Regions from separate parts of the Homo sapiens genome. Here region 1 is linked to region 2. Evidence: chromatin loops called from intact Hi-C (ENCODE). Cell type or tissue: IMR-90. All regions are shown on one strand. Links, peaks and the distances in the headings refer to the core of each region. The heading gives the core; the rest is flanking DNA.

Region 1 (8,323 bases), core at 22-8,021, 170 kb before region 2:
TAGCTGGGACTACAGGCATGTGCCACCATACCTGGCTTATTTTTTTGTATTTTTAGTAGAGACGGGGTTTCACCATGTTAGCCAGGATGGTCTCGATCTCCTGACCTCATGATCCGCCCACCTCAGCCTCCCAAAGTTGTTTTTTTCTTTTTTGAGACAGAGTCTCGCTCTGTCACCCAGGCTGGAGTGCAGTGGCGCGATCTTGGCTCACGGTAACCTCTGTCTCCCAGGTTCAAGCGATTCTCCTCCCTCAGCCTCCTGAGTAGCTGGGATTACAGGTGCCTGCCACCATGCCAGGCTAATTTCTATATTTTTAGTAGAGACAGGATTTCACCGTGTTATCCAGGCTGGTCTTGAACTCCTGACCTCAGGTGATCTGCCTACCTCTGCCTCCCAAAGTGCTGGGATTACAGGCGTGAGCCACCAAGCCTGGCTGTAAATACAGTTTTATTGGCAGCGAGGTACACTTGTGAGGTTACCATCGTCTGAGGTGGCTTTTGAGGTACAAGACAGAGTTGAGCCATCATGACAGGGACCGTCTGGCCCACAGATCTGAAAATGCTGACTCTCTGGCCTCATGGGGTAGCCTGCTGCCCCTGGTCTCAGGTGTGCCATTGCCTGTGTGGTTTTTGTTGTTTGGGTGTTCAGGGAAGCCCCCAGCTGCCGTTTCTCTGCCTGTGCGTCTCCGTGTGTCTGCTGTTCGCATCACCCCTTTTAGGAGTGGCTGGTGGGAGCTGATGTCTTGCTTGCTCTTTACAGAAAGAAATGACCGCCCGGATGTGCCACTGAGAGCCCCGCGGGTCTCCCGGTGCCCGAACCGCCGCTGGGGCCTCGGAGACTTGGAGGAGGACGCTCTGGAACCATCATCCCGCTTCTCTCCGGCCTGAGCATCTCAGGGAGACCAGGGGCCGAGCCGCTGAGCAGGTGTTGGTCCTCAGGAGCTCCAACCCCGGACGGCAGATGCCTTCCTCAGTCTCGAGCCTCAGTCTCCCGTCTGGGACTAAAACGTGAACTCTGTAATTCTATGTGTTACTAGCAACCGGAAAAGCCCACTGTGTTTTTAAACCACTTCCACTTTCCAGGAGGCTGGATGGCTTCCAGGGTCACTCCTTGCCCTGGGTGGCTCCCAGGCTCCTGGAACTTCTGCCTCCACCTCGCTGGGGAGCCCCCAGGGCTGCTGTGGCCACAGCCCTGCCTGGGCCTGTCTCTCAAGGGCACCCAGCTTGCTCGGCCTCCTACATGTCTCCCGTTGGGGAGGCAAGAGGCTGAGGGGCTTCCGAGCCCCTGAGAGCGGACATCTCCTCCCGCAGGCCTTTACTCCGCACTCCCCACTGGCAGCCGCTGGTGTCTCTTCACACAGAGGCACAACCTGGACCCAGGCAGCCTCTTTCCTCCCTCCCCAATCTCTTCCATTTTTCTACAGATTTTTTTTTTTTTGGTCATACTAGAGACAGGGGTCTCGCTGAACTCCTGGCCTCCAGTGATCCTCCATCCTCGGCCTCCCAAAGTGCTGGAATCACAGGGGTGAGCCACCGCACCCAGCCCTCTCTCTTCCTCAATGCACTCTGCTTCTTCCGTTCTTCCGAAACATTCAGCTGACTGTATCCAGGGCTTCCTGGACTCCTGGGACCCCACGTCCTGCACCCCGGCTTCTGACTCATTTCCTAAGGGCCCCTTTGTGTATCATAAAGGGTTTGATTTTTATAGTCACATTTACAACCATCTTGAGATTTTTATTTTTTTTGAACGGAGTCTCCCACTGTCGCCCAGACTGGAGTCCAGTGGCACAATCTCGGCTCACTGCATCCTCCACCTCCTGGGTTCAAGTGATTCTCCTGCTTCAGCCTCCCAAGTAGCTGGGATTACAGGTGTGCGCCACCACGCCCAGGAAATTATTGTAGTTTTAGTAGAGACAAGATTTCACCATGTTGGCCAGGCTGGTCTCAAACTCCTGACTTCAGGTGATCCGCCTACCTTGGCCTCCAAAAGTGCTGGGATTACAGGCATGAGCTACTGCACCCGGCCTAACCAGGCTGGAGTGCAGTGGTGGGATCTCGGCTCACTGCAAGCTCCGCCTCCCAGATTCACGCCATTCTCCTGCCTCAGCCTCCCCAGCAGCTGGGACTACAGGCACCCACCGTCACACCCGGCTAATTTTTTTGTATTTTAGTAGAGACAGGGTTTCACCGTGTTAGCCAGGATGGTCTTGATCTCCTGACCTTGTGATCCACCAGCCTCAGCCTCCCAAAGTGCTGGGATTACAGGCGTGAGCCACTGTGCCCGGCCAAGAATTTTTTTATCGATAACATAGTGAGCTCTCTGCCTCTTCGGAACGATGTCCACTTTGCTTATGATCAACCCAAGCAGGACTCTTCTCTCCCTGGACGCCTCTCCCCTGGTCTGGAATCTTCCAGTTCTGCCAGAATTGGCCTTTCCCAGATGCTGCAAACTTCCAGTTGAACCCCTTTTTCTGTGTGGCCCCTGGGGCTGCGAGACCAAAATCCATGAGTTCTGTGTACCCTAGACCTTTGGAAGGTGAGAGCAGGGCCCTGAGAAAAGGCAGCCACCTCCTCTCCCTGGCTGAACCCCTGCCACCCTACTCCTCACCAGAATTGTCAGTGGCCTTTCACCACAGTGGTCCTTCCTGCCTGAGCCCTGCACTGTCCCAGACCACACAGAAGTCTGGTCACCTCTGGGCGCCTGGGATGGTCACCGAAGAGAAGCACGCTGTCCCCGTCTCTCCTGGCTTCTGCCAGAAAATCGAACAAGTGCAATTAACACACTGTTACTGCCGAAGCCTGAAACTCCCAGGACTTGTCCTTGATCCTTCCAGAAACCACCAGGTCCGGCACTTGGAGCCCCCCGGAGAGGGACCTCCCAGCCGAGCCCTCAAAGAACTCCATGAAATCAGGAACTGCTTGATGAAATGTATCTCCTTGTACCTGGAAGATGAAGCCCAAACACCCACACCTCTGTCTCCCCCAGGGCTCGGGATGTCTCCAGCAGCCCGGCCACGCAGCTTCCCAGGTGGGCTCGGGGAGGTGGGAGCAGGGACCATCTCTGTCCCCTCCACCCTCACTCCATCCACCTCGGAGACCACCCTCCCCCAGCCAGATACGGAATAAAACTACAGACGCAGACGTCGGAATAAATGGTGTCGTTTTCCTGCCAGTGTTAACAGGGTGCCCTGTCCTAGGGGTGAGCCTCAGGCTTTGGGGCTGAGAAAATCTTTTTTATTTTTCTTTCTTTTTTTTTTTTTTTAGACAGCTACTCAGCTTTTCTTTCTTTCTTTCTTTCTTTCTTTCTTTTTTTTTTTTTTTTAAATCCCAGCTACTTGGGAGGCTGAGGCAGGAGAATTGCCTGAACCCTGGCGGCAGAGGTTGCAGTGAGCCGAGATGGCACCACTGCACTCCAGCCTGTGTGACAGAGCAAGACGCTGTCTCAAAAAAAAAAAAAAAGAAAAGAAAAGAAAATGAAGCACAAAAGTTTTTACCCTGTGCCAAGGAACAGATCAGAGGGAAAAGACCGAAGGGGTGGAGTCCAGGCCAGCCCGTGACTCCCTAGCCCGCTGTGGCCTTGGACATGGACAAATTAGCGTACACTACAACTTTTTATTGACTTGTTTATTTCATTCTCTTTCTTCCTTTCTTTTTTTTTTTTTTTTTTTGAGACAGTCTCGCCGTCACCCAGGCTGTAGTGCAGTGGCCTGATCTCGGCTCACTGCAACCTCAGCCTCCCAAGGAATTGGGACTACAGGTGCCCGCCACCACGCCCAGCTAATTTTTTTTTTTTTTTAAGATGGAGTCTTACTCTTGCCCAGGCAGGAGGGCAGTGGTGCAATCTTGGCTCACTGCAACCTTGGCCTCCCAGGCTCAAGTGATTCTCCTGCCTCAGCCTACCAAAGTGCTGGGATTACAAGCGTGAGCCACCACACCCGGCCCTAATTTTTGTATTTTTGGTAGTGACAGGGTTTCACCATGTTGGCCAGGCTGGTCTCGAACTCCTGGCCTCAGGCGATCCCCCTGCCTCGGCCTCCCAAGTGTGGGATTGCAGGCATGAACCACTGTGCCCAGCTGCTTTTTGTTTTCTGTATGTGAAAAATGTGGGCATTGGGTGAGTGAGTCTCCGGGGTCCCTTCCAGCGTGAAACGTCGTGAGTCCGGAGCCTAACGGAAGACCAGCTTTGGCTCACGAATTTGGTATTTTGCACCTCAGCAGCATGGCAGAGAGGGGCAGCCCGGGCCCCACAGGGTGGACCCTTAGCCCTGTGCCCGTCAGCGCTGTGCTGCTGCACCTCGCCCCTAGAGGGCACCACGGCGCTGGGAAGGGACAGGCTCCTGTTAGGCAAAGAGCGGGGATCGGGAACCGCCTTCCAGAGAGGCTGCTGTTTCCTAGTTGTTTGTTTGTTTGTTTGTTCTGAGACGGAGTTTCACCCTTGTTGCCCAGGCTGGAGTGCAATGATGCGACCTCAGATCACTGCAGCCTCTCCCTCCCGGGTTCAAACGATTCTCCCGCCTCAGCCTCCCAAGTAGCTGGGATTACAGGTGTGCACCAGCATGACTGGATAATTTTTGTATTTTTAGTAGAGACGGGATTTCACCATGTTGTCCAGGCTGATATTGAACTCCTAACCTCATGATCTGCCTACCTCGGCCTCCCAAAATCAATGTGGTTTTAAATTTTACTTATTTGGAGATGGAGTCTCCCTCTGTCACCCAGGCTACAGTGCAGTGGCTCACTGCAACCTCCACCTCCCAGGTTCAAGCCAGCCTCCTGCCTCAGCCTCCCCAGTAGCTGGGACTACAGGTGCAAGCCACCATGCCTGGGTAATGTTTTATATATTAGCAGAGACAGGGTTTCACCATGTTGGCCAGGCTGGTCTCGAACTCCTGACCTCAAGTCTTGAACTCCTAACCTCAAGTGATCTACCTGCCTCAGCCTCTCAAAGTGCTGGGATTACAGCCGTGAGCCACCCTGCCAGGCCAGCCACACAGTCTGTTGTGTAAATAAAGTTTTATTGGCGCACAGCCATGCTCATACATTTACATATTATTTACATATTGTCTGTGGCTGTAGAGTTAACCAACAGAGACCATCTGCTCCACAGTGCCATTTTTTTTTTTAAAGGGAGTCTTGCTGTGTTGCCCAGGCTGGAGTGCAATGGCGTGATCTCAGCTCACTACAACCTCCGCCTCCTGGGCTCAAGCGATTCTCCTGCCTCAGCCTCCCGAGCAGCTGGTATTACAGGCGCCCGCCACCACCCCCAGCTAATTTTTGTATTTTTAGTAGAGATGGGGTTTCACCATGTTGGCCAAGCTGGTCTCTAACTCCTGACCTCGTGATCCACCCACCTTGGACTCCCAAAGTGTTGGGATTACAGGCGTGAGCCACCGCACCCGACAAAGCCAAAAATATTGACAGTCTGCCCCTTACAGTAAAAGTTTGGTGACCAAGCCAGGCATGATGGTGCACCTGTGATTCCAGCCACTCAGGAGGCTGAGGCAGGAAGATCACTTAAGCCCTGGAGGCGGAGGCTGCAGTAAGTTGAGATAGCACTACTGCACTCCAGCCTGGGCAACAGAGCAAGACCCTGTCTCAGAAAAAAAGAAAGCGGGGGAGGTGGGGAGAGAGAGCTGACATTGAAAGATTTTCAATAAATAGTGTTAGGAAAAAAAATAAACTGATCATATGTAAATATCCCTGCTCTTAATTGAGGTGAGTATCAAGTGAAAAAAGAAAAAGTTTGCGGACGCCTATAGAAATACACAGAAAGATGGCCTGGTGCGGTGGCTCACACCTGGAATCCCAGCACTTTGGGAGGCCGAGGTGGGCGGATCACGAGGTCAGGAGATCGAGACCATCCTGGCTAACACGGTGAAACCCCGTCTCTACTAAAAATACAAAAAATTAGCCGGGCGTGGTGGCGGGCGCCCGTAGTCCCAGCTACTCGGGACTACACTGCCACTGCACTCCAGCCTGGGTGACAGAGTGAAACTCCATCTCAAAAAAACAAACAAACAAAAATATACAGAAAGATCCTCCTGTTAAAATGTGAAGAACCCCTCATATCCAGTAAAAATCAACACAAAACATTTTCTTTTCAGATAATGTTTGCATAACTCCATGAATTTATAAATACCTCTGAACTATACACATTTTTTTTTTTTAAACGGAGTCTCACTCTGTCACCCAGGCTGAACTGCAGTGGTGCAGTCTCAGTTCACTGCAACAATCCACCTCCTGGGTTCAAGCGATTCTCCTGCCTCAGGTTCCTGAGTAGCTGGGATTATAGGCACCAGCCACCACACCTGGCTAATTTTTTTATTTTTAGTAGAGACGGGGTTTCACCATGTTAGCCATGCTGGTCTTGAACTCCTGACCTCAGGTGATCCACCCACCTTGGCCTCCCGAAATGCTGGGATTACAGGCATGAGCCACCGCACCGCCCTGAACTGTATACATTAGTGGGGGAATTTTATGAGATGTGAACTATGTCCCCATAAAATTGCTGTAACAAAGACATAGACTGGCAGAAGCAGAAGCTTAGGCAAAGTTTTTATGTATATATATAATTTTTTCTTCAGACAGGGTCTTGCTCTGTCGCCTAGGCTGGAGTGCAGTGGCACAAATCACAGCTCACTGCAGCCTCAACTTCCTGGGCTCAAGCAATCCTCCCGCCTCAGCCTCCTGAGTAGCTGGGCCTACAGGCATGTGCCTCCATGCCTAGCTGATTGTGTTTCTTTTTTGTAGAGATGAAGTCTCCCTACATTGCTCAGGCTGATCTTGGACTCCTGGCCTCAAGCGATCCTCCCTCTTTGGCCTCCCAAAGTGCTGGGATTGTAGATGTGAGCCATTGTTCCCAGCCAGCATAATTATATCAAATAAAGCAAACCAGGAGGAAAAAGCAATTGCAATCCTTTTTTTTTTTTTTTTTTTTTTTTGAGACAGAGTCTCGCTCTGTCGCCCAGGCTGGAGTGCAGTGGCGTCATCTCGGCTCACTGCAACCTCCGCCTCCCAGGTTCAAGCAATTCTCCTGCCTCAGCCTCCTGAGTAGCTGGGATTACAGGCACCTGCCACCACCCCCGGCTAATTTTTGTATTTTTAGTAGAGACAGGGTTTCACCATGTTGGTCAGGCTGGTCTCGAACACCTGGCCTTGTGATCCACCTGCCTCGGCCTCCCAAAGTGCTGGGATTACAGGTGTGAGCCACTGCGCCGGGCCTTTCTTTTTTTTTTTTCTTTTTTTTTTTTTTTGAGACAGAGTCTCACTCTTTCACCCAGGCTGGAGTGCAGTGAAACAATCTTGGCTCACTGCAACCTCTGCGTCCTGTGTTCAAGCGATTCTTCTGCCTCAGCCTCCCAAGTAGCTGGGACTACCAGCACCCGCCACCACATCCAGCTAATTTTTTTGTATTTTTAGTAGAGACGGGGTTTCACCATCTTGGCCAGGCTGGTTTTGAACTCCTGACCTTGTGATCTACCAGCCTCAACTCCCAAAGTGCTGGGATTACAGACATGAGCCTCCACACCTGGCCAGCAATTGCAGTCTTAATGATCAAGGTGAATCCAAATGTATATGGGACAGGCTGGGCACGGTGGCTCACGCCTGTAATCCCAGAATTTTGGGAGGCCGAGACGGGCGGATCACAAGGTCAGGAGATCAAGACCATCCTGGCTAACAGAGTGAAACCCCGTCTCTACTAAAAATACAAAAAAAAAAAAAAAATTAATCCGGCATGAGGCGGAGCTTGCAGTGAGCTGAGATAGTGCCACTGCACTCTAGCCTGGGTGACAGAGCGAGACTCTGTCTCAAAAAAAAAAAAAAAGTATATGGGACAAAGTACACTCATTGTGACCAGAGGGAAAATGTACAGGAAAGATACGTTAGTCAGAAAACTTCATGTGCTGAAATACATTATATAAAATACAAATTAACATTTAAAAATCATGGTAAATGATTTAATAAACATTTTATGTATGTACTTATTTATTTTTTATTTTTTTTATTGAGACGGAGCAGGCTGGAGTTCAATGGCACGATCTTGGCTCACTGCAACCTCTGCCTCCCGGGTTCAAGCACTTCTCTACCTCAGCCTCCCGAGTAGCTGGGACTACAGGCGCCCACCACCACGCCTAGCTAATTTTTGCATTTTTAGTAGAGACGGGGTTTCACTATCTTGGCCAGGCTGGTCTTGAACTCCTGACCTTGTGTTCTGCGTCCCTTGGCCTCCCAAGGTGCTGGGATTACAGGCGTGAACCACCACGCCCGGCCTACTTACTTTTTGAGACAGAGCCTCTCTCTGTCACCCAGGCTGGAGTGCAATG
Region 2 (8,323 bases), core at 5-8,004:
ATTGCTTGAGTCTAGGAATTTTGAAATTGCCCTGGGCAACACAGCGAGACCTTGTCTCTTTCTTTAAAAAAAAAAAAACAACATAGCTGGGAATGGTGGCGCCTGTAGTCTCAGCTACATGCCGGGAGGCTGCGGCAGAAGGATGGCTTGAGCCCAGGAGGCAGAGGTTGCAGTGAGCTGAGATCACACCAATGCCACTTCACTCCAGCCTGGGTGACAGCCAGACCGTCTCAAAAAACAAACGGAACGTGACCCTCCCGACTCACAGTAATGCGTCAGGGTCCGGCATCGAAATGTTGCAAAATCATGGAGTCGGTTCCCCAATTGTGAGCTTAGTGGCCGCAGAGAATCAGCCAGAAGCCTAAGTCAGACACTGGCGGGCTGGGTGGCCCCAAGTGACAGGCAGTCAAGAAATGACCAGGACCAAGCTCGGGGGCTCACGCCTGTAATCCCAGCACTTTGAGAGTCCAAGGTGGAAGGATCGCTTGAGCCCAGGAGTTTGAGACCAGCCTGGGCAACATAGTGAGACCTTGTCTCTACACAAAAATTTTAAATTACCCAGGTGTGGTGTGTGCCTGTGGTCCCAGCTACTTGGGAGGCTGAGGTGGCAGGATCACTTGAACCCAAGAGGTCAAGACTGCAGTGGGCTTTGATCAGCATTACTGCACTCCAGCCTGGGCAACAGAGGGAGATCCTGTCTTTAAAAAAATAGGCCTGGGCGGGGCACGGTGGCTCACGCCTGTAATCCCAGCACTTTGGGAGGCCAAGGTGGGCGGATCACGAGGTCAGGAGATCGAGACCATCCTGGCTAACATGGTGAAACCCCGTCTCTACTAAAAATAAAAAAGCCAGGCGTGGTGGCGGGCGCCTGAAGTCCCAGCTACTCGAGAGGCTGAGGCAGAAGAATGGCGTGAACCCAGGAGGTGGAGCTTGCAGTGAGCTGAGATTGCGCCACTGCACACCAGCCTGGGTGACAGATGGAGACTGTGTCTAAAAAAAAAAAAGGAAAAAAAAAATAGGCCAGGCATGGTGGCTCACAGCTGTAATCCCAGCGCTTTGGGAGGCCGAGGTGGGTGGATCACAAGGTCAGGAGTCTGAGACCAGCCTGACCAACATGGTGAAACCCCGTCTCTACTAAATATACAAGAATTAGCCGGATGTGGTGGCGCACGCCTGTAATCCCAGCTACTCAGGAGGCTGAGGCAGGAGAATAGCTTGAACCCGGGAGGTGGAGGTTGCGGTGAGCTGAGATCACGCCACTGCACTCCAGCCTGTGTGACAGAGCGAGACTCTAAAAAAATAAATAAAACAAAACAAAACAAAATAAAATAAAAATAAGACTGGGAGTGGTGGCTCACGCCTGTAATCCCAGCACTTTGGGAGGCCGAGGCGGGTGGACCACTTCAGGCCAGGGGTTCTAGTTGTGGGATATAATGGGGTTTCTCTTCAAATAATCTGATCAATCATTTATTCTTTAATTCATAGTACCCCTCCTTTCCCTTCTTTTTCTTTTTCCTTTTTGCCTTTGTTAAATGCCTAGACACGCCTCAATACCAAGCGTTATCAGCATCAGCTTACATTCCTTTCCTTATTTTAAAAAAAGACTAACTTTCTAGCTCATCACAGACACCCCCTTCCCCATTCTCTCCACTTTCTTTTTCTTTCTTTTTTTTTTTTGAGACAGAGTCTCGCTCTGTTGCCCAGGCTGGAGTGCAGTGGCACGATTTCCGCTCACTGCAAGCTCCGCCTCCCGGATTCACGCCATTCTCCTGCCTCAGCCTCCCGAGTAGCTGGGACTACAGGCGCCCGCCACCACGCCCGGCTAATTTTTTGTATTTTTAGTAGAGACGGGGTTTCTCTGTGTTAGCCAGGATGGTCTCGATCTCCTGACCTCGTGATCCGCCCTCCTCGGTCTCCCAAAGTGCTGGGATTACAGGCGCGAGCCACCGCGCCCGGCCTCCCCTTTCTTTTACATACCCACCCTATCTAAAAAAAATCAAATGTTTAGCCAACCAAAGTTAGTTTAGATTGTGTGACCCGACCCCAGCCAATAGGAAAAAAGTACAGAGGCCGAGGTGGGTGGATCATGAGGTCAGGAGATTGAGACCATCCTGGCTAACACGCTGAAACCCCATCTCTACTAAAAAAAATAAAAAGATTAGCCGGGCGTGGTGGCGGGCGCCTGTAGTTCCAGCTACTCGGGAGGCTGAGGCAGGAGAATGGCGTGAACCCGGGAGGCGGAGCTTGCACTGAGCGGAGATGGCGCCACTGCACTCCAGCCTGGGTGACAGAGCGAGACTCCGTCGCAGAAAAAAAAAAAAAAAAAGCCAGCACAGTGGCTCACGCCTGTAATGCCAACACTTCGGAAGGCTGAGGCGGGTGGATCACCTGAGGTCAAGAGTTCGAGACCAACATGACTAACATGGTGAAACCCCGTCTCTACTAGAAATACGAAAAATTAGCCAGGTGTGGTGGCGCATGCCTGTAGTCCCAGCTACTCAGGAGGCTGAGGCAGGAGAATCGCTTGAACCCAGGAGGCAGAGGTTGCAGTGAGCCAAGATTGCACCATTGCACTCCAGCCTGGGCAACAAGAGGGAAACTCCGTCTCAAAAACAAAAACAAAAACAAAAAATCAAAGTCCTAAGATTATAGGCATGAGCCACAGGGCCTGGCTAAGAAACAATGTTTTTAATTATGAAAACAAATATTTTAGGCAGGGCGTGGTGGCTCATGTCTGTAATCCCAGCACTTTGGGAGGCCGAGGCAGGCGGATCATGAGATCAGTTTGAGACCAGCCTGGCCAACATGGAAAAACCCTGTCTCTACTAAAAATACAAAATTAGCCGGGCGTGGTGGCGGGCACCTGTAGTCCCAGCTACTCGGGAGGCTGAGGCAGGAGAATCACTTGAACCTGGGAGGCAGAGGATGCAGTGAGCTGAGATTGTGCCACTGTACTCCAGCCTGGGCAACAAGAGCGAAACTCTGTCTCAAAAACAAAAAAGAAATAGTATTAGACAAAGTGTGACGAAAACTGAAAAAAATTAAGAAAGTTAAAAAAACAAAACAAAACAAAACAAAACAGGAATGCGTCCAAAAAAGGAGAGGAGTTCCCCGCAAGACCCTCTGTCTGTTTCCACATGGCTGAGGCCAAAATCAGTATCAACTTCCCTGTCACCACCTTGTTCAGCTTGTTTCTTTGCGTCAGCATCCCATTAACTTTCTGATTTGTTTGTTTGTTTGTTTTGAGACGGACTCTCGCTCTGTCACCCAGGCTGGAGTGCAGTGGCATAATCTTGGCTCAGTGCAACCTCCGCCTCCCAGGTTCAAGCGATTCTCCTGCCTCAGCCTCCTGAGTAGCTGGGACTGCAGGTGCCCGCCACCACGCCCGGCTAATTGTTTTATAGTTTTAGTAGAGATGGGGTTTCACCACATTAGCCAGGATGGTCTTGATCTCCTGACCTAGCGATCCGCCCGCCTCGGCCTCCCAAAGTGCTGGAATTACAGGCGTGAGCCACCACGCCTGGCTATACATATATTTTTTCGAGACGGAGTCTCGCTCTGTCTCCCAGGCTGGAGTGCAGTGGCACGATCTCAGCTCACTGCTACCTGTGCTTCCCGGGTTCAAGCGATTCTCATGCCTCAGCCTCCCAAGTAGCTGGGATTACAGATGCCTGCCACCACGCCTAGCTAACTTTTGTATTTTTAGTATAGACGGGGTTTCACCATGTTAGCCAGGATGGTCTCGGTCTCACCTCATGATCCACCCGCCTGGCCTCCCAAATTGTTGGAATTACAGGCGTGAGCCACAGCGCCCGGCCAAGGATGTCTCATTTATTTCACCTCCACCAGGACAGGACGTTTTGGTGTTTTTTGTTTTGTTTTTGAGATGGAGTCTCACTCTGTCCCCCAGGCTGGAGTGCAGTGACATCTCGGTTCACTGCAACCTTCGCCTCCCGGGTTCAAGCGATTCTTGTGCCTCAGCCTCCTGAGTAGTTGCAATTACAGGTGCCTGCCACCACACCTGGCTAATTTTTGGATTTTTAGTAGAGATGGGAGTTCGCTGTGATGGCCAGGCTGGTCTGGAACTCCTGATCTCAGGTGATCCTCCCGCCTCAGCCACCTAAAGTGCTAGGATTACAGGCATGAGCCACCGTGCCTGGCCTTGGTGTTTTTGTTTTGTTTTTTGTTTTTTTTTTTTTTTTTGAGACAAGATCTGCCTCTGTCACCCAGGCTGGAGTGCAGTTGTGCAGTCATAGCTCACTGTGGCCTTTGCCACCCGGGCTCAAGCGATCCTCCCACCTCAGCCTCCCATGTAGCTGGGACCACAGATGTGTTCCGTCACGCCCAGCTAATTTTTGTTGTGGTTGAAATTTTTGTAGAGTCGAGGTCTTGCTGCCCTGCTAGGGCTGGACTTTCATTCTCTGCGGTATCCCTATTGCCCAGCATGCACGTGGGCAGCCCTTGTTGCTGTTATCCTGGCAAGGCAAGTGGGATCGCCCCCGCCTCTCCTGGGAGCCCTGCACCAGCCTCTCGGACCCTCCCAAAATCAAGCGGACACGGTTGCCACCTACTGACCAAAGGCAGCTGCACCCCGGTCACGGGGCTTCCGGCCGGATCTAAGCACGTGTTTACACCCTTTCCCAGAAGGTCCACACCCACCACACTCGGCTCCGGTGGGCGGGAGACAGTGCTGGTAACAGAGAACAATCACACTCCCTCATCAGCAGTGCGGAAGTTTAAAAGCTCTGTGCTAACACTGGGGTCAAAAATGGAGTGTCACCCGGGTGCGGTGGCTCACGCCTGTAATCCCAGCACTTTGGGAGGCCGAGGCAGGTGGATCACGAGGTCAGGAGATCGAGACCACCCTGGCTAACACGGTGAAACCCCGTCTCTACTAAATATACAAAAAATTAGCCGGGTGTGGTGGTGGGCGCCTGTAATCCAGCTATCCGGGGGGCTGAGGCAGGAGAATGGCGTGAACCCTGAGATCACGCCAATGCATTCCAGCCTGGGTGACAGTGCCAGACTCCGTCTCAAAAAAAAAATTTTTTTTTTTTTTTTGCAGAGACAGAGGTCTCTCTTAGTTGCCCAGGCTGGTCTTTTTTTTTTTTTTTTTTTTTTTTTTTTTTTTTGAGATGGAGTCTCGCTCTGTCGCCTAGGAGTGCAGTGGCATGATCTTGGCTCACTGCAAGCTCCGCCTCCTGCGTTCACGCCATTCTCCTGCCTCAGCTTCCCGACACCACCCCCGGCTATTTTTTTTTTATTTTTTTGAGACAGAGTCTCGCTCTGTGGTCCAGGCTGGAGTGCAGAGGCGTGATCTCAGCTCACTGCAAGCTCCACCTCCCGGGTTCACGCCATTCTCCTGCCTCAGCCTCCCGAGTACCTGGGACTACAGGCGCCCACCACCACGCCCGGCTAATTTTTTGTATTTTTAGTAGAGACGGGGTTTCACCGTATTAGCCAGGATGGTTTTGATCTCCTAACCTCGTGATTCGCCCACCTCGGCCTCCCAAAGTGCTGGGATTACAGGCGTGTGCCACCGCGCCCAGCCCCGGGTTGGTCTTGAACTTGTAAGGCTCAAGTGATCCTCCCACTCTGCCTGCCAAACTGCTGGGATTATAGGCGTGACCTAAGGCACTTGGCGTGGAGATAGGAAGTCTCTCTCTGTGGCCCAGGCTGGAGTGCAGTGGGAGCTGATCACGGCTCACCACAGCCTCAAACTCCTGGGCTCAGGGGATCCTCCCACATTGGGCTCCGGAGTAGCTCAGACCACAGGCATGTGCCCCGACACCTGGCTAACCAAATATTTTTTTTTTTTTTTGTAGAGATGGGGTCTTGCTGTGTTGCCCACGCTAGTCTCAAACTCCTGGGCACCAGTGATCCTCCTGCCTTGGCCTCTCAAAGTATTTGGATTACAAGCTTGAGCCACTGTGCTTGGCCCCCGCCGAGACAGGACTTTTTAAAGAGATTATTAGGTTCAAATGACGTCCTGAGGGTGCGCCCAAATCCAATCTGACTTGTTTCTCTTTAAGAGGCAATTACAGCCAGGCGCGGTGGCTCACACCTGTAATCCCAGCACTTTGGGAGGCCGAGGTGGGCGGATAACCTGAGGTCAGGAGTTTGAGATCAGCCTGGCCACCATGGTGAAATCCTGTCTCTACTAAAAATACAAAAATTAGCCAGGTGTGGTTGGCGGGCACCTGTAATCCCAGCTACTTGGGAGGCTGAGGCAGAAGAATCGCTTGAACCTGGGAGGCGGAGGTTGCAGTGAGCCGAGATTGTGCCTCTGCACCCCAGCCTGGGCGAGGGAGCAAGACTTCATCTCAAAAAAAAAAAAAAAGAAATAGACCAGGCGCGGTGGCTCACGCCTGTAATCCCAGCACTTTGGGAGGCCAAGGCGGGTGGATCACTTGAGGTCAGGAGTTGAGACCAGACTGGCCAATATGGTGAAACCCTGTATCTACTAAAAATACAAAAATTAGCCAGGCTTGGTGGCGGGCGCCTGTAATCCCAGCTACTCAGAAGGCTGTGGCAGAAGAGTCGCGTGATCCCAGGCGGTGGAGGTTGCAGTGAGCCGAGATCACGCCACTGCACTCCAGCCTGGGTGACAAAGTGAGACTCTATCTCAAAAGAAAAAGAAAATAAGGAAATAAATAAATAACTTAAATAACCCAATTCCTGGTGGGCTGGTGGGAGCAGAGGGTGCTGGGTCTGGTGTGTCGAGGGGACGGGGCTGGGTGCCTGCAGGGAAGGTCGCTGGGAGGGTCCCCGGCCCTGGCCCTGCTCCCTCCCCGCACCTCTGACCGCGTGGTTGGGTGATGCTATTTTAAGATGCCCCCGCCAACTTCCTTCCTTCTCATGTCAGGAACCCACTTCCTGAGCGGGTTCCACTCTCTCCCCTCTGGGAGGGGTATCCCTCCGCAGCGCTTAACGCCCCTGACCCTGGAAGGAGGCCTCCCGGTCCTTTCCCCAAAAGAAGCCTGGCTACAGAATCTTTGAGGCCAAGCTCAGAATGACAATACAGGGCCCCTTGTTTAAAAATGTTTAGAATTTTTTTTTTTCTAAGACAGTTTTTTTGCTCTTGTTGCCCAGTCGGAATACAATGGTGCTATCTCGAGTCACGACAACCTCTGCCTCCTGGGTTCAAGCGATTCTCCTGCCTCAGCCTCCCAAGTAGCTGCGATTACAGGCATGTGCCTCCACGCCCGGCTGATTTTGTGTTTTTAGTAGAGACGGGGTTTCTCCATGTTGGTCAGGCTGGTCTTGAACTCCCGACTTCAGGTGATCCGCCCGCCTCGGCCTCCCAAAGTGCTGGGATTACAAGCGTGAGCCACCGAGCCCGGCCTTTTTTTTTTTTTTTTTTTTTTTTTTTTTTTTAAAGAGACGGAGTCTTGCTCTCTCGCCCAGGCTGGAGTGTAGTGACATGATCTCAGCTTACTGCAACCTCCGCCTCCTGAGTTCAAGCAATTCTCCTGCCTCAGGTTCCCAAGTAGCTGGGTCTACAGGCATGCGCCACCACGCCCAGCTAATTTTTGTTTTTTCAGTAGAGACAAGGTTTCACCATGTTGGTCAGGCTGGTCTCGAACTCCTGACCTCAGCTGATCCGCCCGCCTGGGCCTCCCAAAGTGATGGGATTACAGGAGTGAGCCACCGCACCCAGCCAATTTTTAGGAATTTTGAGACAGCAACCACAGAGCATTATATCATGCCTAGATTCCTCTGAGTGTGGGTCCCCAGCGGACCCCTGAGGCCTCTGCCTGCGAAGCTGGCGCTAACCAAACAGCTCGTCTAACTCCGTGGTTTTATGAACATTGATTTATTTGGTTGTGGTAAAATACGCATAATATAAAGTTGACCATCTTAACCCTTTTATTTTATTTATTTATTTATTTTTTTGAGACAGTCTCGCTCTGTCGCCCAGGCTGGAGTGCAGTGGCGCAAGCTCCGCTCACTGCAAACTCCGCCTTACCGGTTCACGCCATTCTCCTGCCTCAGCCTCCCGAGTAGCTGGGACTACAGGCGCCCACCACCACGCCCGGCTAATTTTTTGTATTTTTAGTAGAGACGGGGTTTCACCGTGTTAGCCAGGATGGTCTCGATCTCCTGACCTCGTGATCCACCCGCCTCGGCCTCCCAAAGTGCTGGGATTACAGGCGTGAGCCACCGCGCCCGGCCTCTTAACCATTTTAAGTGCACAGTTCAGCCGTATTAAACTCATTCACACGGTTGTGCGACCATCACCTCCAGAACTTTCTGATCTTTGCAAACTGAAACTTGGCCCCATGAAACGCTCACTCCCCATTCCCCTCCCCAGCTCCTGGCG

Evidence for each region. Peaks named below come from ENCODE experiments on the same cell type or tissue, not always from the same donor. Only the 100,000 strongest peaks of a DNase experiment are listed, where the experiment ranks them.
Region 1: it touches region 2 in a loop (24-fold over the local background); 4 of 110 quality-filtered maps call a loop at or near these places.

The regions. Positions count from the first base shown.
Region 1 is chr19:2,065,861-2,074,183 of GRCh38, reverse strand. MOB3A (MOB kinase activator 3A) reads left to right here. Exons shown (of 5, transcript NM_130807.3): 5 at 760-3,148. The coding sequence ends at 789. Among named protein-coding and RNA genes, the nearest start is that of MKNK2, 19 kb to the right of the region's middle. RefSeq lists enhancers at 2,310-2,359, 2,390-2,439. In IMR-90, for the core only: a CTCF peak has its summit at 4,305 (motif pointing right); no DNase peak of the experiment used is centred there.
Region 2 is chr19:1,894,046-1,902,368 of GRCh38, reverse strand. No RefSeq gene overlaps it. Among named protein-coding and RNA genes, the nearest start is that of ADAT3, 7.2 kb to the left of the region's middle. RefSeq lists a silencer at 3,241-3,413 and enhancers at 4,485-4,779, 4,218-4,913, 4,921-5,050. In IMR-90, for the core only: a CTCF peak has its summit at 4,584 (motif pointing left); a DNase peak (open chromatin) is centred at 4,568; H3K27ac peaks cover 187 bases.